Linked DNA regions of Homo sapiens: region 2 is linked to region 1. Evidence: chromatin loops called from intact Hi-C (ENCODE). Cell type or tissue: OCI-LY7. All regions are shown on one strand. Links, peaks and the distances in the headings refer to the core of each region. The heading gives the core; the rest is flanking DNA.

What was found. A loop is a pair of places that touch in the nucleus more often than their neighbours do. Peaks named below come from ENCODE experiments on the same cell type or tissue, not always from the same donor. Only the 100,000 strongest peaks of a DNase experiment are listed, where the experiment ranks them.
Region 2: it touches region 1 in a loop (2.9-fold over the local background); 8 of 110 quality-filtered maps call a loop at or near these places.

Annotation. Positions count from the first base shown.
Region 1 is chr11:26,643,698-26,654,353 of GRCh38, reverse strand. ANO3 (anoctamin 3) reads right to left here. Exons shown (of 27, transcript NM_031418.4): 24 at 6,498-6,645. Among named protein-coding and RNA genes, the nearest start is that of SLC5A12, 73 kb to the left of the region's middle. In OCI-LY7, for the core only: CTCF peaks have their summits at 4,166 and 4,371 (motif pointing right); a DNase peak (open chromatin) is centred at 4,383.
Region 2 is chr11:26,518,238-26,528,893 of GRCh38, reverse strand. ANO3 (anoctamin 3) reads right to left here. Exons shown (of 27, transcript NM_031418.4): 7 at 3,215-3,259. Among named protein-coding and RNA genes, the nearest start is that of MUC15, 49 kb to the left of the region's middle. RefSeq lists enhancers at 4,761-5,320, 5,321-5,880. In OCI-LY7, for the core only: CTCF peaks have their summits at 5,606 and 5,810 (motif pointing left); a DNase peak (open chromatin) is centred at 5,803.

The DNA of each region.
Region 1 (10,656 bases), core at 827-8,826:
GGGCATAAATCTAAAAATGCCATATAGGACCTCTACACTGGGATCTAAAAACAAACAACCAAACCACATGTCTCAGAGAATTCAACGAACGCTTAAATAAATGGAGTCAGCATGTTTCAAGATTGGTTGTTAAAATGTCAATTCTCTCAAATTTTTAAAAAATGGTAACTGATAAATTGAATCTAAAGTTTATATGTAAATGTAAAGAATCTATATTAGCAACGTCGATGTTGAAGAAGAAAATGTACAGAAGATTACAGCACATAATATTGACTTACTGTAAAGTTACAGTAATTAAGACACTGTGATCTTCATACAAGGAAAGGCAATAGACCAATGAAGAGGAGATAGTTCAAAAACTGATCCACAAATACACATTCACCTGATTTATGACACAAATGGCACTGCAATCCTTGGTGAAATAATTGTCTTTTCAAGAAATGGTGCTGGAGAAATTGGATGTTCTTAAAGAAAGTAATGTAAAGTTTTGACCACCTCACAACATAATAGATTAGGCTAAGGGAAATTGGAATTAGGGGTTTAAAATTTCACGTAGAGTCCTTAGGGTAGACTTTTTTAGGAAGATAACACGAGGAAAGATTAGGAGTTGAAAGAGGCAGCCGTGAGGGTATCTGGGGATGGACAGTTTCAAGCAGAAAAAGCAGAGACCTTGGCACGTACTGGGGACTGTGAGAGGGCGGTGGTGGTGGAAACAAAGGGAGGGAGGGAAATAGTGCCGGAAAACGAGCTCAGAGAAGAAGCTCCCTTTGTATGAATTTAAGGAGGATTTTGGCTCTTAGAGTGAAATAAGAAGACACTACTGAGTTTTGAGCACATGAATTACATGAATGAACTTAAGTTTTAAGTAAGATTATTCAAGGATCCAGGTGAGAGATGATAGTGTCTTGAGCTAGGTGGTGGCAGTGGAAGTGGTATGAAAAGGGGATGTTTAGAAAGCAGGGTCAACATGTTTTCCAGTGGGTTGTGTGGGGCGTGGAAAAAAAAAGTATTCAAGGCTGATTGCCAAGGATCATGGCCTGAGCCACTATAAATATGAAATTGCTGTTAATTGATATGGGCAAGACTGAAGGTTAAGCAGGATTGGATGAAATTCGGACTTTAAATTTGGGCATGGCAAGTTTTAGATGTTTATTAGACAGGTAAGAGGAGATGCCAAGCAGACAGTGGAATATTCAAGGCTAGAATTCAGGTATGAGCGTAGATCGATCCATGAAACTGAATTAGATGGTCAAGGAAATAAATAGAAATACAGAAGATAATAAGTCCATAGATTGAGCCCTTGGGGAACTCCAAAACTAAAGCTGAGAGATGAGGAGAACTAGCAGACATGACTTGGCAGGTGTGGCTGGTGGGGTAGCAGGAAAACAGAAATTATGTGTCTTTCTGAAAGTCAAGTGAATAAAGTACATTAAGAAGGGAATGCTCAATTATCAAATGCTGCTGAGAAGCCAAATGATGTGAGAACTGGAGTTGACCAGTGGGTTTGACAATGTGAAAGTCATCATGACATCTCAACGGAGCCATGGGGCATACACATTATCGAAGAGAGTTTAAAAGGGAAGAAGAGAAGGGGAATTGGAGAACATAGGAACAGAAAACTCTTTGGATGTAGTTTCTGTTATAAATGGGAGCAAAGACATAAAGATGTAACTGGAAGGCAGCCAGGACAAGGGAGGACTTTATCTATTGACTAGAACAATAAAAGCATGTTTCAATGTTAATGTGAAAATGTAAATAGAGGCAAAATACATAATGTATGAGAAAAAGGGGTGAATTACTAGAATGATGGTTTCAGATAGGGAAAGAAGAAGAGATCCAGGGCACAAGTGGAGGAATTTTGCCTTCAGTATGGGAGCACAGATGGTTCTATTTCTAGGAACTTGGAGGAGGCAGGCTACATGGGACACATACTGTAGGTAGGAAGATGTGATAATAGACGTCTGTGGAAGATCTTTTCTAATTGATTCAATTTTTCTTAAGTAGGAAGCAAGATCAGGTCAGAGTGAGAATAAAAAAGGAGGTTCAGAAGGCTTGAGGAGCAAGGAGAAGCTATGACAAACTTCTCTAAAAAAGTAGACGGGCAAATGGACTAGAAAAATAAAATACGTTTGTCAGGTCCACACAAAGTATGTGATACAAATTTAAAGTGAAACTAGTCAGTGTGGTTGTTCATTTTCCTTCATTTGCATGCAGCTGCATGAGTGCAGTGCAGAGTAGACAAAGAGTCTGGAGAACCAACGATGTGATTCTGCAATTCCGTAACAAAGTGAATGGGGGAAAGGACCTGCGTATCCAAGGAAGTGGTTACGGTGATTGGGCAACTGGTTTGTAAGATGGTTAAGGATGGAAAAGAGGACATCAAAGGAAAGGGGAGGGGCAAGAATGAGTTATTATGACCAATGCTTTAGAGATCCAGGTGAGTTCAAAGAATTGTTAAAATTAATTTTTACAACAACCTTAAAACATATATATTTTATCTCCATCATAATGACTAAAGAATTGAAGTTTAAAGGGACTAAGTAACTTCCTGTAGGCCTATAATTCCAAAAACGTTTGCCCTCAGAACCCCTTTGCATTTAGAAAAATTATTGAGGATCTGAAGAAGCTTTTTTCTTTTTTTCACAGAGGTGTATCTATTGATATTTTAAGATATTTGAAATTAAAGCTGAGAAATTTAGAAAACGTCTATTACTTCATTTAAAAACAAAAATAATTTATATTAAGGTAAATTAATATAAATGACCCGTTTCTTAAAGAAAAATACCTATATTTTCCAAAAGAAAAACATAGTGAGAATGACATTACTTTAAATGTTTGCAAATCCCTTTAATGCCTGTTTTAACAGAAGACGGCTAGGTTCTCATATCTGGTTCTATATAAAATCTGTTGCAATATGTTGTTTTGGTTGAAGAATAAGTAGAAAATCTGGTCTCATGTATTGACTATTTTAATAGTATTTGAAACAATTGTGGATATTTTTCATTGACATTCCGTCAAAGCTCTACATGTGATACTTTCTAAGGTTTAGTTGCAATGCGGAATTTTAAACCATATCAATGACGTTTTCATTCTGTTACATTAAAATCCCTAAGTCTAACTTGCATTTTAAATTCATCTTTTATTCATTCATGATTTTATAACATCAAATATGGGTTATTTGGAAAATTAGTTCCTGGAACCATGCAGCTCTTCCAAATATTGACATATTTTTTACTATAGATCATGAAAAAACTCACAATTGTTAATATCACCATTTATTTTTATCAGAAAAAAAATTGGGAAGCTTTTAGGCTCAAAGTGGTAAACAAAAGTTATCCAAAATTCTTAACTTTCACTTCAGTGCTTGAACTTTTTCAATGGCAATAAATATAGCAATTATTTTCTTTAAAATGACAAGCTAGTAGTGAGCATTCTGTAAAAGACTGCTAAGTATCCAAGTCTGAATAATCATAGTTTGTCTGGCAATCATTATTTCATGTTGGAAAAAAGTTTGCTCAGTTTGTAACTCCAACGATCACATGAGTATTTTTTTTCTTTGAGACGACCATTACGCTTTGGCATTCAGCAGAAAGTGGTTTATGCACACTTCCTATTTTGTCACATAGAATATTTAAAAGGCATCTATTCAATAGTGGAGATTTTATTAAATCAATAATTATTGCTGCTTCACTGAGGACACACTGAACTTCTTACTGAAATTTTTTATGTTGGCCAAATTATGGTGAGGAATACAATCACTAGCAATACTGTTTGGTGCCACTGCCTTTAGTTATGCAAAACTACCAGAAACTTTATTCACCAATATTTTTGGATCACTAGGGAAAATGTCAATATATGAAAAGGGCAAATGATATCTTAATTTCAGTATAAAAATCGCATCGACTTCATGGACCCCTGAAGGAGATCTGCAGACCACATGTTAAGAAGGACTGCCCTCGGAACCTAGATTCAAACACGCATCTATCTGATTCTAAACCTTGAATTCTTAATTACAGAGCTATGCTGGCTTCACTCCATTCGTTGTCCATACTAGAACAAATAATTTATCATTTCACCTACTCTTTTGCCAATATCCTCCCCTCCCACTGTCATCTTCTTCCGCCACCTTGCTCCGAAAATTTCCAATCTGAATGAATCTATGCCAATTTAGCTGCTAAGCATACATGGAAAATAAACAGGGTGCTCCTCTGAATGTGTGGTGTCACTGTAACATAAGCCCTCCACATCTTTGCTTGAAATTAGTCTATATTCCTAACCGATGAATATGGAGATGTCGGGCGCTATCTACACGAAAGGCAGGCGCTATCTACATAAACGCAGAGTGCTAGATACCCAGTCAATCTCATTTTCACCTGCCACTAGGTGGCAGTGAAGACACTGGCAAATAATGCTATGGAAGAGGGCTCCCTAACAAGCCTGTATATTTTAAATCCTTAACATCTGCTTCTAGATTATTTTGAACTAAGAAAAAACAGGGTTTTTAAAACTACTAATACGAAATCCCTCTTACACTTAAATTGTGCTTTAGAGTTCATAAGATCTTATTTCAGACACCACTTCTTAATCATAAGGGCTATGAATATATATTTTTTTTTTGAGACGAAATTTTGCCCTGTCGTCCAGGCTGGAGTGCAATGGCGCGGTCTTGGCTCACTGCAACCTCCGCCTCTCGGGTTCAAACGATTCTCCTACCTCAGCCACCCGAGTAGCTGGGATTACAGGCGCCCGCCACCACGCCCAGCTAATTTTTGTATTTTTAGTAGTGAGGGGGTTTCACCATGTTGGCCAGCCTGGTCTGGAATTCCTGACCTTGCGATCTGCCCACCTAGGCCTCCCAAAGTGCTGGGATTACAGGCGTGAGCCACCGCGCCCGGCCGAACATTTCTTATTATGAACCAACTAGGTCCAGATTAATGACATGCCTTTTACTAAAAAGCAGAATACAGGATAAGCATGTCTAAGTTTAAAACTACAGAAGTTTAATATTTACTCATTCTATATTGTTAAGGGCAGAAATAATTAAGAACAGATTATCAAAAAAGTCAGATTCTACTGTTATATACCTTTAAAATGTGTACATGAATAGAATACATCTGAAAAGATGGGTTCAAAATATTAGTAATATGTATTTCTGGAATGGAATTATAGTCTCGTTTTGTTTTTGCTAGGGTTTTTATGGCCTTTTATTCTTCTGTATTTTCAATTATCTCTAAAATAAAGTAGACAATTTATTATAAAATTTTAAAAAAAGGCAAAGTTACAACTCGAACCTAAAATGTCCGGCTTCAAGTTAAAATCCTTTGACAAGACCCCACGATATGCAATACATAAAGGAAATATCCATCCCTTTATCACCTATCTGAAACAACTGAGACATTTATATCCAGAAAGGTATTTCATTGATCTGAGAAAACGTCAGTTCCTCAGCAGAGTTAACAGTGCATTTCCTCCTATTCCAGGGCTCATCCTGTTGTGGCACATGCCCTGCATCCGGATCAGCTGCACACCCAAAGCTACTCCTGAAGGAAGCAGGAGAAGCAGCTTCTCCTGTCGCTTCTTCCACACCTAAGGCTGATCTCCAGCTACAGCTCTGTTTCATGTGCCTCCAACTCCTCTCCGTTCCTCAAATCCAATGCCCTCTTACATTTTTCCCCCAATACCTTATTTAAGTAAGGAAAGAGCTGAGAAAACCTGTATCACCTAAAGCAGTGGTTCTAAACTGGGTCATTTTGTCCCCCAGAGGACATCTGGCAATGCCCAGAGATAATTATGGTTGCCACAACTTGGGGAATAGTGAGGTTACTATTGGTATCTACCGGGTGGTGACCAAGGGTGCTGCTAAACATCCTGCAATGTACAAGACAGCCCTCTGCCCTCCATGAAAAGACAGAATTACCTGATCTAAAACGTCAATAGTGCAGAGGCTGAGAAACTATGTTGCAAAGAGTGGACTTAAATTTTAAAAGAAAATACATGGGAGACAGGATTTTTTGCGTCCTTAAAACCCCTAGTTGTAAATTCCTTTTGAAAATCTCCAGTCACAGAGCTGACAGTTCCTTCAAGTTCTGCTTCTTCCCACAAACTAGCACTGCTCCATTCAGCAGTTTGATTAGCCAGTATAGGTTGCAATTTCCCCATCTATACGGTAAGAAGATTGCATTCTTCTTACCATCTAGATGGTAAGAAGTTATTCTAAGATAACTTCTATTTACAGAATGTAACTTCTAAATATATTTTTAATATTTTGATACTTGTGATGCATTTCCAAGTAAAAACAGTAGACGGACTCTAAGATTATTTGCTATAATAACACTGTTGTCCTTTTTACCTTGCTTGATTTCACCTAATAAACACATTATAAATGCAATGCTTAGAAACACCACCCTTAATGGTCACAGAACAAAACTTCCCAGTAAGATCCTATTTTAATTACAAATGTAAAACATATCAGGAAAATGTTTAAATTTAAACCTTACTTTTCACTTGGTTCTACATGATTTGCACAGGGGCCATATTTGTATTCATAAACAAAACGTGGGATGTAATCAGAAGTAATAGCAATTACAAATGCATTGGTGATCACAGCCAATATACCGATTCCTTCGAGAATTCCAAGCCAGATACCTGGTAAGAGAAAGATTAATCATGGTGAACAAAAATGAAGAATATGAAAACCCTGTAATTAATCTTATTTTGGAAATAATGTTTTACTTATGTTGGAACCACAGCTCTGTCCACTATGTGCTTTCTTATTATACTATCTCAATACAGACATTATAGCTATCGAATACACTTTTTCCACAAAGAGAAGATATATCTCGTCTAGAAAGATTCAAAAATTGAAATGCCATTAGGACTAGGTTCATGTCTGCAACAATGAGACATGGCACAGGTGCACAGGTGCACAAGATATTTCAAAGTCTAATTTACAGAACTTGCTGAGGCAATAAAAATAGTACATAAGAATCTTCAAGTTCTTCATGGTTATGCACACTGTGAAATATCTGCATTCACTCTGGGGTTTGTCTTTATCTTTGTCAAATGTCTTTTTAAAGTAAAAATACAAAAAAAGCAAAACTAGTCTGGTGGTAAGAACTGAAAAGTTCTAGTAGACATTTTTTACTTCCTAGGAGGTCAATCTGGCATCATGAAAATACATACACACAAAAAACTTTTGAAGATGTATAGTATATAGAACTAGTATACTATTCATTATAGTCAAAACTAATGTTTTCAGTGGGATTAAACTTAGTTTTAAAAATATGTATGAGAAAAAAATATCCTGGAAAAAATGCTCTACAGCACTAAAGGTGATTATGTAGCATGCCAACTTTCTTTCCTCCCACACTTGGCATTTCAAAATTTTTATGAAGTACTACATTGATTTGTAATTAAAAATAATAATTTAAAAACATGTTAAAGTTTACTTGATGAGGAGATCATAAGACAAGAAACCGATAAAAATCATATTTGAGTACATTAAAATTAAACATTTATTTGTACAAAAGTCACAATATTTAGGCAAAAGAAAATATTTTGGGAGAAACTATTTGGTTTACAAAAACCGACAAAGGGTTAACATGCCTAGTATACAAAAAGATCCTAAGATGTTAATAAGATAAACCTAGAGAAAAATAGACAATAAAATGAGCAATTTGCTTTCTGAATTAAAGTAACTGATAAAAAGAAGTTTAAATCACTAGTATTCAGAGAAATGGCACTCAAAAATAAGATTTAAAAAAATCCAATAGATTGACAAAGATTTGAAAGTCTTACAAAATCTAATGCTATTTAGGGATTGTGGAAACAGAAACTCCTTTACAGTGTGACTGGAAGTGTGACTTGTTACAACATTTTTGGTAATTAATCTGATACATCTTAAATTAAAATATGCAAACATTTTAATCCTACTTATTGGGATCTATACTACAGATACACTATGCAAACACATATATATGATATGTACTACATATGTAATAACTATGTACATATTTATATTTATAGCTATGACTGTATGTTTATTCCTGCTTATAGTGGGAAATAAGTAAATGGTTATAAAATTTATGGTGTATCAGTATTATGAATATTACTATTCTATTAAAATAAATTAGATGAATATGTTTTGAGCTGGAGAATGTTCATGAAGAAAAAACAATGCAGAATTCTACATATGTGTACAAATATATTTTTTGTATATTTCTATGAGCAAGAAAAACAATGGCAAAGGATAAATGCCAAATTGATAGCACTGATTCCCTGAGGTAGAAGAGAAATATAAAGGTGAAAGATTACTAACTGTTTTCTTTATACACTTTCGTGTTGTCTGGCTTGAGCAAAGTAAAATCCAGTAGTTTAGAAAACACTTACCTATCTATGGGAAGGTATAGTAAATGCTCACTAAAGCTGAAATGGAAGTTTTTTAAAATTTATTTTCTAGATTTTCTTTAATGTGCTTATATTATTTTTATTTAATTTTAGGTTCTGGGGTATATGTGCAGGATGTGCAGTTTTGTTATAGAGGTAAACGTGTGCCATGGTGATTTGCTGCATCTATCAACCCATTATCTAAGTATTAAACCCAGCATGCATTAGCTATTTTTCCTGATGCTCTCCCTCCCTCTGCCCCCCAAAAAGGCCCCAGTGTGTGTTGTTCCCCTTCTGTGTCTATATTGTTTAAATAATGAAATCAATAACATCACCAAATTTAAAGGACAGCAATAATTTTAGTTGCTTAAAATATGGGAACTCAAATTGCATTGTATTCAGTCTTTACAGATAAGTATATTTTAAATAAACTTTGATGACAGTATAATATATAAATGGGTAAAATTAATTAAAAGGATAACCTTGCAGTATTAGCCAGAAAATCTCCCCTCCCAAAAAAAGACATGTGGAGCTGCTTTCCAATATAGTTGGAGTTTTTATTTAAAAACTATAGTTTATTAAAGCAGTATATGTAATAAGTAGCTCAATGGGAAAAGTGGATTATATAAATATAATTAAATTTATAGAGAATGTAGTATAAAATAATAGAAACAAAATAAGTTCAAAAATTGAATTATTTAATAAATGGTTTTGGAAAAATTGATTAAGCATTGGGGAAAAAAATCCTGGACCTCAATTTTATCAACAACATATTCCAGATAAATCAACAATTTAAATGAACAACAATTAAATGCATCAACAATTTAAATGAAATAATAAAATGACAGCAAACAACAAGCAAATACACAAAACAGAACAGACATATCTAAATAATGAAACAACAATAAATACAACAGGTGAAAAATCATTAGTTCTAAAGTACCTTTTTAAGAATGTCAAAAATAATAACTATGAGAGATATATGTCAATTGGATTATATATAAAATTTAAAACCTTATCCAAAATAAAGTGAATAAATTGAAAACCAGCATCTCTGTTTATATATATATGTACACACACATATATTTATACACACAGTTATAGTATGTATATATGGTATGTGTGTGTGTGTGTGTGTGTGTGTGTGTGTGTGATTAGTATTCCCAATAAATATAGGGCCAGATTACCAAATCAGATTCAATGGCCACCAAATGACCAAAGAACATAAACACAATTAGCAAAGAAGGAATACAAATATACTTAATCTCACGGTTAGAAAAATGCTAGTAAATAGAACAACAAATTTTTTCCTCTTCAGATTCTCAAGGATAGAACAACAATCCAAAAATCCTTTTTATATTTGGAGTTGTTGCAGAAATAGAGAAATGTACTTATGATGACAGTGTAAATTGGCACAACATTTCTGGAGAACATGCTGCCAAATTACATATCAAAAATTTAGATGTGCATACTCTTTGAACAGGTGCTCCAGTCTAGAAATGTATCCTGAGGAAATAATCTGGCAAACTATATGTGAATATGATCACTTCAGTATTGTTTATAATAGCAAAGTACTGAAGCAATCTAAACATCTCTGGCTAAAGTAGTATTTTTAAAAAATGTCATATACATATCATAGAAATTTGTGCAGGAATCATACAGAATGAGGCAGAGCTGTGTCTATTAACATGGAAAGGTATATATGAAATCCGTTTTAGTTATGACCAAGTTTATGAAATAGCATATTGGATGTAAACTTAATCTCAACTAAATTAATGTTCCTTTTATTATTTTCATAACTAAAAATGTTAAGTTTTGTTACGGTTGGAAGGGTGTCCTCACAATAGAAAACCACATGGTGCTAAGTAGGACCAGCTTATGTTGTCTTAGTGCCTTTATGCTGCTATAATAAAATACCTGAGACTGGGTAATTTATAGCGAACAGAAGTTCCTTGCTGTTTTGGAGGCTAGGAAGTCCTAGATAAATGCACCAGCAGGTTCAATATCTGGAGATGGCCTTGCTTCCAGCTTCCAAAATGGCACCTTGCTGCTGTATCCTCTGGAGGGGACAAACGCTGTGTCCTCACATAGCAGAAGGTAGGAAAGCGAAAAGGGGATGAATGCTGTGTCCTCACACCACGGGGAAGTGGAAGAGAATGAAGTCACTCCCTCAAGCTATTTTTTGTAAGAGTCCTAATCCCATTCATGAGGGATCATGGCTTAATCACTTCTTTTTTTTTTTGAGAGGGAGTTTCACTCTGGTTGCCCAGG
Region 2 (10,656 bases), core at 1,393-9,392, 130 kb after region 1:
TTCTCATTACAAAGACAGCCTTTAAAATAATAAAATATCACCTCATTGGAGAGGTTGATGTATAGACATGTAGAAAACATTGAATAGACTGCACAGAAATTACTCAAGCTTTTTAAATTTAGCATAGTTGATAAAAAGCAATGGGGTAGGAGTTGGAACATGAGTGTTCTAGTGCTGAATTTGCTGGTCACTGAAATTGGGCTAAACATTTCTAATCTTTGAGCTTCAGGTTCTCATTTCTAAAGACAGAGAGTAATTCCATTTGTTCTCCTTCATTAGGAGGCTAGCAGGATCAAATAAAAGGAAGCATTCTAATTACACTTAGAAAATGCTGACAGGCTACAGCACCCAAGGCTCTAGTTGCTCTGACTACATCATAAACAAAGTATAAATGTGAATTTTAAATAGTTTTAAAAGAAATAGAATAAAAGGGTTTTCAGACCATCATTTGTGATGTTAACAGAAAACAAACAATATTATCACTTTAGGTTTTCACATACACTTCCTGTGAAGGAAGGGGTAAATGGAGTCTAATAGTGAAATATGGTTGGCCTAAATTTGAATACCACAATGCAAGGATCTAGCTTATTAATTTCTTGGGCCCTCACTAAGTTTTGCTTCTCTTAATTGAAAAGAAATATTTTGAGAATTAAATAAATATTGTCTGACACCACGGGGCACAGAACATAGTAAGTACTCAATACGTGTTTATAATGATATATGATTTATACTACTAAAAGTACCATCACCATGCCACCAGTGTAATCTAATACATTATCTACACTCTACTAAACCTTTATTGTGTTGGACGTCTTGCAAATCCAAGATATCACAGCACAATGCAAAAATAGAGCTTTAGGTTTATTTGCTACAATCCAGGAAAACCTAAGATAATTCTATGAAAATTGAAAATAAGTCTGGATTAAAGGGTCAAAGGAACTTGACTGAAGCACAAACTCTGCCAAAACAGCTGTGAAAGCAGGGCATGGGGTGTGTGGGTGGGGATGATAAGGGAGTCTTTTTTGTTTTCCTATCTGCAAAACTGGCTACTCTCTGTTCTGCTTCCCTTGCAGAGTCATTTTTAAGATGGTTTAATAATTGAATGTGAAAATGCTTTCTGAATAAAAAATAAATTGCAGTGATAATAAAACCAACAACATCCTTTCAACCTGCTGGAGAAGGGATGATCCTCAAAAGCTGGACAACTGCCTGTACATTATTTATCCCCTAATATGTACCGGTCAAAACTAAGCATGTGAGGAAAATACCTTTCCCACTTCAAGAAAAGAGAAGCACAAGTGAAACTAAATGGCCACGTTTGATTTCAATTTTCCACTTTTCAAACTGTCTACAGATTGAGTTTCCAAATTTTGTAATTTTTTTCAGTTTAATGTTATATAATTTTATAGACTTCTTTTCTATTTATTCCCTACCTCTCCCACATGAATCCACAAAGACATAGAATAAAGAGATTTACTTATTATAAGTAAAATGAAAAGGGGTGGGCTAGAGTAAGGTTCAAGATATTTTAATAATCATTTGGAATAAATGATAACTGAATTTTCATTTTATGAACTTACACAGAAAATAAGAAACACAAAAGATAAAACAAGTAATGACATATAATAGTGTTCATTTTTCTAGTTTACTTTTACATTTGACCAAAACAGAGAAAAGAACATTTTTTACATTATTAAAAATGTTTCGTTAGGATTTAGTATACGCATTTGCCATGATAGCTTTATATATAAACAGACATTTGTTCCAATTTTAATATACAGAATATATACTTTCCCAAGTCTCCAAAGGAAAGATTCTTGTTTAACAGAAAACCTACTAATTATGTAGTAGCAAAGTCTCACTAATTCTATAGTAGCAAACTGAAGCAAATCAAGAGATTTTATCAGCCATCCAACAATAAGCAGGCATATGCAGAGCAAAGACAAGAAAAACCTGCAGTTGTAAACTTGCAAATTGTAATATTCCAATGACTAATTTTATTAGCAAAAATGACTGGAAATTTGCTACATAGACCAGGACCAAATACCCACATGGGAAATGAGAGCTCATTCCAAATTAAAATATGTTAACCTGACAGAAAAATGTGACTCGGTTGAAGAGCATCATTAATTTAAAGAGGAAAAGCTATTTCAGTGCTAATTTCTTTAATATTCATTCTAATTTCAAGTTTTTTTCTCCATAATTTACTTTTCTTGTCACTCAATACTGCCACGCCTAAAATTAATGCTTAAAACAGATGGACATTTTCCCATTCTGATTTCTAAAAGTTTGAAATTACATTCAATTTTATTTGGTAAAGAAACTAGATTTATTGAATCATTTCCTAAGATGGTCTGTTATTCACACCATACAGTTCTAGCTTTTGTGTTATTCTGATTTGTAACATACATCCTTCAACATCATTTAATGGAGCATACTCTACCACATTCACATGCTTTATCTTTGTTAACTGGTTCTTTGGCAAGGTGCAGAAAACGGCCAAGGGTAAGAAGCTTTTTCTTTGAGCATTCATTAAATGGGAGCTGATTTCTTCCAGTTAAATAGTGACAAAAAGATTCAGATGGAAGAGTTTCTTCTGTCTCAGGGTAGTGGTTTGATTGACTCCTTTTCCATAGTTATTCTTACCACAATAGGTAAAGAGCTAATGTTTTGAGGTAAAGCTCTTCAAAAGTTCGTTTTCAATACTAGGATAAGAGCGGTACCTTCCGGGGTTAGAATGAGAGTGGGTCTGCAATTCAAAAGACGGTACATGGCCTTGGTAAAGCACCTCATCTCTCTGAACACTAATCTTTGCCACTTCTTTCAAATGAGAGAACTGGACTGAATGATACAGAAGGTCTTTGTCAGGTTTATTGTTCTGTTACTGTGGGTCATCATTTAAACATTGATCCTGGTCTTATAACTATTTTTAAAATTAAAATATCATAACATGTGAACTTGCGATTAAAGTCCTCCTTCCATAACATTATAACATGGGAAGATTCCAAGAATGGCAATGATAAATTGTAACAAAAAGATTATCAGATTTTAAATGTTATTCGATTTGGCATAAGTTATTTTGGAAATATCTTCGACAAATCAATAGAATTTTTCTTCCTATGATTTACAACTGCTGATATGGGGAATCAAATATCTTCTTATTTTTTTCAAAACGACAAATTTGTTATAAAGAAATGATTCATCACCCACCAACCTGCCCATTGATTTGCTCCTCCCGTCAGTGTAATAGCATTTTTTCCTGAAAAAATAATAGAAAACAGCTAAGGAAAGCCACAGGAAAATAAAGTGATACGAGTGAGTGACAACATTCAATCATATTGAGCATTTCTATACTCCAAGTTCCGTATGCTTAAGAAACTTAAGATGTTTGAAATAACCCAGCATACTATGAGGAATATCAACCTTACATTGTTTTAATTTCAGAATCTAAGATACTAATAACAAAGACACTCTAATAAATCAACAGACCACTTTTGAAAAAATAGAATTATTTTTAATTCTATTTATTGAAAGTCTGTCTTCTGCCACTCAATTTATACTAATTGAATTATTTTCTTACATATTATATAAGGCCATCCATCCATCCATCCCTCCTTCCATTTTCCCGTCCATCCATCTATACATCCATTTAATACGTATGTAATAAATACTTCTGATTTGCTAAGGAGTGTTATAACCACTAAAACTTTAGAGAAAAAAGAGGTAGGGTCAGTTTGTGCCCTCAAGAAGCTTCCTTGATAGTTGAGGTGAGAAGTCATCAGTTAAAATAAAATGTGAAAATGCAAGAATGGAAATACCCAGGAAAGGGAGCTCAATTAGTTTTTACAGGTGGAGGACAAAGGACACAGGGATGTTGCCCCAGAGGATATGTCACCTGTATTGAATCTTGAAGCATGAATGGGAGTAGTCTTTTGGGTAAAGAGGTTACACATGACATTCTAGACAAAGGTAGTAGCAGCATATGAGGTCGTCATTGGGACAAAACCAAGTATTATAAGATTTAGATAACTGCAACCAACTTGGTAATAGCTGGAGTATACACTAAAAGTTGAGGATCCTGATAAAAGAGTGGAGGATGGTAAACAAGGCACAGATGATAACGGGCCTTAACAGCTAATGCTGAGGTTTTTGGATGAAAAGCAAGGGGAAGATATTGAGTGTTTTAAGTAGAGGTATAGCATTTCTTAGAGAAACTAAAAATTAAGGTGACAGAATTAATTCATCTCTTAAATAATTTTCTCTACATGCTCATGTTGGAGCTCAGGAATCTGATATTCTCGCTCTTCTGAAATACCTCTTTATCCCCATCACTAAAATTCATTTCAGAGGATCAGTAAGCTCCTCTATGCTGTGGTACCTAGAAAGCAGGGTTAATAGGACAACTGATATTTAGCCCTAAGTATGTTATTAGCTGCTTAGAAAACTTGAAAACTTTTGGAGATACCATATTTCATTGCAGTCCCTTTCACTGCAAACTTTTGGAGATACCATATTTCACTGCAGTCATATTGCCAGAAAATAATTTTAAAGTTGTCCCTGCCATATTCCAACACTAACTTCAAATATGGAACATTGAAACTTGTTATATCTATCCGAAACTCACACTTTAAATACTTCTCTATTTTTTTCAAACATACACAAAAGCTTGTGTGCGTACTTCACTCAATTCTTACTGGACTGTAAACTCATCTTTTCTTCAGAACCACCGGTACATATATTGTCTTGCACTATTTTCCCTGATGTAACATACCTCTTCACTGATGGTCAATGAATAAATGAATGAGCCTTTGTTTAATTCACAGTTGCATTTAACTCTTTCAGTGCCAGAGAGTATTTTTCATTTCATAAACACTTACTAAATACAGTATTTTTTTCAAAAAAGCTACAAATATGGAAATTGGTATAAAATAATTTCCAGCATCAAATAAATCCAGGGACATCATTAAAAGGAGATAATGTTTACAACTGTAATTATCAGGAGTGGATATGGTTAGGAATATTATAAAATAATATGGAGAGGGTTGGTTGGCATTTGAACTAAACACTACTCTCTGTCTTTATTGATGGTAGTCTGAATATTTCTCTTAAACAATTAAAAAACTTTGAGAAAATGCTTTTGGAGAAATAAAGAAAATGGAGAAAGTCATACAAAATGAATATAAATACTTTTTAGAACACTTATATGGTAAGAACAAATAAAAATGAAAAATAATAGACTTAATTCTCCCTGTTGAAAACGAAAGAGACTTCTCCTCCCTTTCTCTTCTGAGAGCATTAACTTAAGAAAACTTGCCATTATAAGTACTTTCTCCTCTCTTTGAAATGTATATGAATTCTTTAGAAAATGCGATGGGCCTTTTGTCAGGATTTAGGAGCCGTCTTTTTAAAATGTAAACATGAAGGGAGGTAGCAGTCCCCTGTCCATTTCTGTGAGAGGTAGGAGCTTAACTTTGGCGGATGCCTTGCGCCAAGTTGCAGAACTACCTCCTGTCAAAAAGATATGAGAGGTTTTATTTCTCTTCCGTATGAAGCTAATTAACAGCCCAATTACCAGGTGAATCTATGATGAACTATGAGTGATGATACGGTTTGGCTTTGTGTTTCCACCCAAATCTCATCTCGAAGTGTAATCCCCAGGTGTTGAGGAGGGAGGTGATTGGATCATGGGAGCGGTTTCCCCCAAGCTGTTCTCATGATAGTGAGTGAGTTCTCACGAGATCTGAGGGTTTTATAAGTGTTTGGAAGTTCCTTCTTCATTTCTTCTCTACTGCCACCTTGTGGAAAAGGTGCTTGCTTCCCCTTCCACCATGATTGTTAAGCTTTCCAAGGCCTTTCCAGCCATGCAGAATTGTGAGTCAATTAAACCATTTCCGTTTATAAATTACCGAGTCTCATGGAAGTTCTTTATGGCAGTATGAAAACGGACTAACATAGGGCTACTTATTGTTTATTTTGAGAACACGCTTACAATAGGTTGTATTTGTTTGGCTATATTAAAAAAAATGAGATTTCCCTCTGTCTTTATAAATTTTAGTGAATTGACTATGATATGCATCACATTCTAGTTTAATATTTATTCAATAACGAAATGGTTTTCTTCCTTTTCTATCTTTGTGGAGAGGTTTTCTGGGTGGGGGAAATTTTGTTTTTATATTTTCAATATACTGCATATCTTTGATCCAGGAAGCAAACAACAACCTGTAATTCTCCTTAATTCTTCTGTATAAATGAACGTGCAGGGCCAAATCCTTTTCTACCTATAATCTTCCATCCTGTAATTTAGTAACTGCCTACTGTTCATGTACGGTGCTTTATTTTTCCCTTAATTTTTCATTTGAAAGGTTCTGCTATTTTATACCTTGTGTCAAGGCTGCAGTCATCTATCTACCTATTACAACAATCACTTCATATTATAAGTAAATGATTGTCTCAACCACTGTTTCCAGCCAGAGTCCAACACAGTCAATGGCTACATGTGGAGATGCCTGTGGGACTAAGTGAGGAGGACAGTTAAATGAGTGAAATCCTGACCCCCATGCTCCTATTTTATAGATTGGCCTCCCTTTAGATTTTATATTTCATATTATTTTTGCATAAAAAGTGATCTAAGTTTAACCCCAATTATGATAAAAATGATTGCTCTTAATGTTTTTTTTTTGTTGTTGTTGTTGTTGCTGTTTGTTTGTTTTGAGATGGAGTCTCGCTCTGTCGCCCAGGCTGGAGTGCAGTGGCGCGATCTCGGCTCACTGCAAGCTCAGCCTCCCGGGTTCACGCCATTCTCTTGCCTCAGCCTCCCGAGTAGCTGGGACTACAGGCGCCCGCCACTACCCCCGGCTAATTTTTTGTATATTTAGTAGAGACGGAGTTTCACCGTGTTAGCCAGGATGGTCTCCATCTCCTGACCTCTTGATCCACCCGCTTCGGCCTCCCAAAGTGCTGGGATTACAGGCGTGAGCCACCGCGCCCGGCCGCTCTTAATGTTTTACAAATATAGCCCCAAATTTGCTTTGTTTAAAATATTTGTGGGAGAAAGAGCTTGACAAAAAATGTGAGGTTGGCCCTATCTGGGTACTCCATCTGAGAAGCCGCAGGATGACTGAATTGTCTTAAAATGTGCTGAACTCTCTTATGTGTGAGAGGTAAGCATGAATAGGAATCAGCTTTGGATCGCAAGAAAAATGCTAAAATGATCTGACATGTCTGGAATGCAGAAGACACAGGCTGAGTCCTTCCTGATATGACAAAAACTAGAAAATGTAGACTATTATAAACCTTTGAAATTGTCCTGGTTAGACTTGAAACATCAAGTCCAACATGTAGGTCATATTTACTTTAAAGAAAAGTCAAGAAAGTAGTGGCTAGAAAAATGTAGGCAAATTAAAATTTTACACATACATCCAAGCAGAAAATTTAGATAAAATGCTCAAGATTCATGTTTATGACAGAAGGAGGAAGAAAAGAACTTGCAGAAAGATTATAGCTAACAAATCTTGTAACTTCGTTAAATATGACAGGTAGGTTTCAAAGTTGAATAAATATGGAACTGCTCTGTATGAGTAAAATTTTGAATGCATAAATTTTTAAAAAATATTATCCTAAAAAGAGATACATATGTTTCCTATTTAGGTTATTATTTTATATAATTTAATTTTAAGGCAGTATTTGTTCTTGAATATGCTAACAATTGTCAATTGGAGACTAGATTGGCCATCACGAAAATAATTTGCCACTTAGTTTATGCTTGAATAGCATTCCTTTATTATGAGTTGGCTGCTATCCCAAATTTCCAGTGTACATTGTAAATAAATGACAAGTAGTTCCTAAGGAGTTAATGTTACATCCATTATTTAAACTGGTCTGGGAAGATCTTCCAAAAGAACTCCAAGCAGTTCTCAAACTCTTTTCTCAAGAACACCAGTATTACATGGAAATTAGGAAAAGGCTATACAATTTATAACTGCCTCTTGAAATTTATAAAATATATAAAGACTATTAAAATATTAAAATATCCAAGACAAGATTTCCTTACCATGGACATCACAAACATTTGGAATGCTTGCTAAAAATTTATATACCCAATCCCATTCCAAAGCTAATATGCCAGAATCTCTGGGAGCAGGTTCCAGAAATCTTCATTTTTATTACTTCCCAGGTCATTTTAAGGTGCTCTAAAGACTGAGAGCCACTTCTCTAAAAATATTTTCAGTAAATATTCTTATTTATTAACTCAGAAGTTCAGAAACAAATTTGGTCACAGTATATTCTTCTTTTAAGATCCTGTTGAACTACTAATACTTTGACACACTTTGGAAAATGCTGCATATTTTAAAATATTTTTATTGGTAAATCATGAGAATTTCCACGGTATTTTCTAAGACTTTCCACGATCACAATGCAATAATCATATTTTTTTGAAAAACATTATAAAGAAGAAACTTCAGGCAAAACACCAATTAAAAGGGATAGTAACTGCACATGTTCCATGTTTTCCCCCCCTTTTTCATTTTTTCCTTGGATATAGTAGAACTCTTCTTTTACATGCATTCCTACCAGGTAATTAAAAAATGAATATAGTTTTTTTAAAAATGATCTGAGTCAAGAAAACATCCTCTTCAAAATCTCCCTTGGGACAGAGCAACACTTGTGGCACACAGCCCAAAGACCTAAGCTCTAATTCATACAAAGGAAGGTCACTTACAATCCAGCAAGAGAATGTTTTTAATGTACTTCTTAGGAAGAGAAACAAAGAAATTAATTGTGATAAAGATTTTTTAAATCTAAGTTAAGGGAACAACAATTATTCCATCACTAAGAGTTCCTTGAAGTTTATTTGAAAAGGCAGAAATAAGGAAAAAGAGAAGAGGCCAAACGTGCTCTGACTTCCATTTTTTTTTAAATTAGTAAAATCCAACTGAGATGGTGGAAAGAGCAATATGATAAGTATTACACCATAGAATTGTGTTCCCATTGTCTCTATAAGACTTTTCCTGGATAGAGTACTGCAGAATGAACATGTGTTAAAGAAAGAAAAGCTATTTTTGAAACTATGAAAGTCAAATATTAGGGGTAAGGCAAACATTTGTTACCAATTGCAATAGACAAAGCAGTTGTGTTTCCCGAAAATTCACATGTTGAAATTCCAATACTTAATGGTTCTTGGAGGTGGGGCCTTTGGGAAGTATTTAGGTCATAAGAGTGGAATCCTCATGAATTGGAGGAGAGAGCAGAGAGCTAGCTAGCCCTCCTTCTACCATGTGAGGATACAACCCAAAAGAGGGCCCTCACCAGAGCCCAACCATGCTGCCACTTTGATCTCAGACTTCCAGCGTCCAGAACTGTGACAAGTAAATGTTTGTTGCTTAAGACATCCAGTATGTGGTAATTTGTTCTACTATCCCAAACCAATCAAGACACTGAGGTTGTATTTATAATTCACTATTCTATTAAATGAAAGTATAATCACATCTTAATAATAGGTGGCTGTGCCAGATCTAAGTAAAATAATGCCAACAACGGAAATAAAAAAATGGAACCAATCTTCTGGAATCATGGCAAATATCTGTTTTGTATGAAGTCTAGAGGAGGCAGGTGGAAGACATGCTCTCTCTTTGAGCATATTTTATACCATATTCATTCAGCCTGAACTGAACTTTATACTGATATGTACTGAAATGACATGCTTATGATAGTTGCTAAGGGCTTCCTCCTCTTTAATCTACAAGGAAATTAGTTTGTACATAAATTCAGTTATGATGCTTAGAAACAATGATGAATTCATAGGATGGGGCAGGATGAAGGATCCTGAAATTAGGATTAATTTATTAGATTTTTTCTTTAGCAATTTTGTCCTGATATTAGAAAACAGGTCATTTTCTTGTGTCATTCTTTTGCATCCTGTGTTTACATTAATGCAGTCAAATTAGAACTTGTGGAAAATATATACTTTTGTAAGAGTATAAAGAAAATAACTGAGAACCACAATCCCACTCATCAGAAGCAATCCTTTTTCATCTCTTATTATATTTCCTTCTAATTGCATTGCTATATATTTTACATGATGAAATCACCTTGTATGAATAATTGTATATGCTATATATTTTATTTAAAATTTTATATTTAATATTCCCCCAAAATCACTAAGAAATCTTTGTACCCATTCATTTTATAAACTATATTTCATTGCAAAGTTGTATTCTAATTTGCTTATATCCGCTAATAACATATTAAATATTTTATTTTTCACAATTATAAATTATACTTCAGTGAATATTTTTATACATGTTTCAACTATAATCATAAGATAGAAAGTGGAGTCTGAAAAGTTGTAAGGCTCACAGAAAATGTTTTCAAATTGAATTTCAGAATATTTTTACGAAGTTTGACTCCCACTATGAAAAAACAAAGGTGATTATTAACCATATCTATGCTAAATTTGAAGACTGCTACTTGTAAAATTATTTGAGAGTTTAAAATTTACTTCACTGTTTTTATTCTGCATGGTTTTGTATAACATGAATATGCACAGACCAGAGAATAAATTTGAGCAAAGAGCAAGTATTCCTGCCATTATCAGCATATTATTAATATTGTATATTATCATCTGTAATAAGTCCCAGTCAAGTATTTTAAAAGACT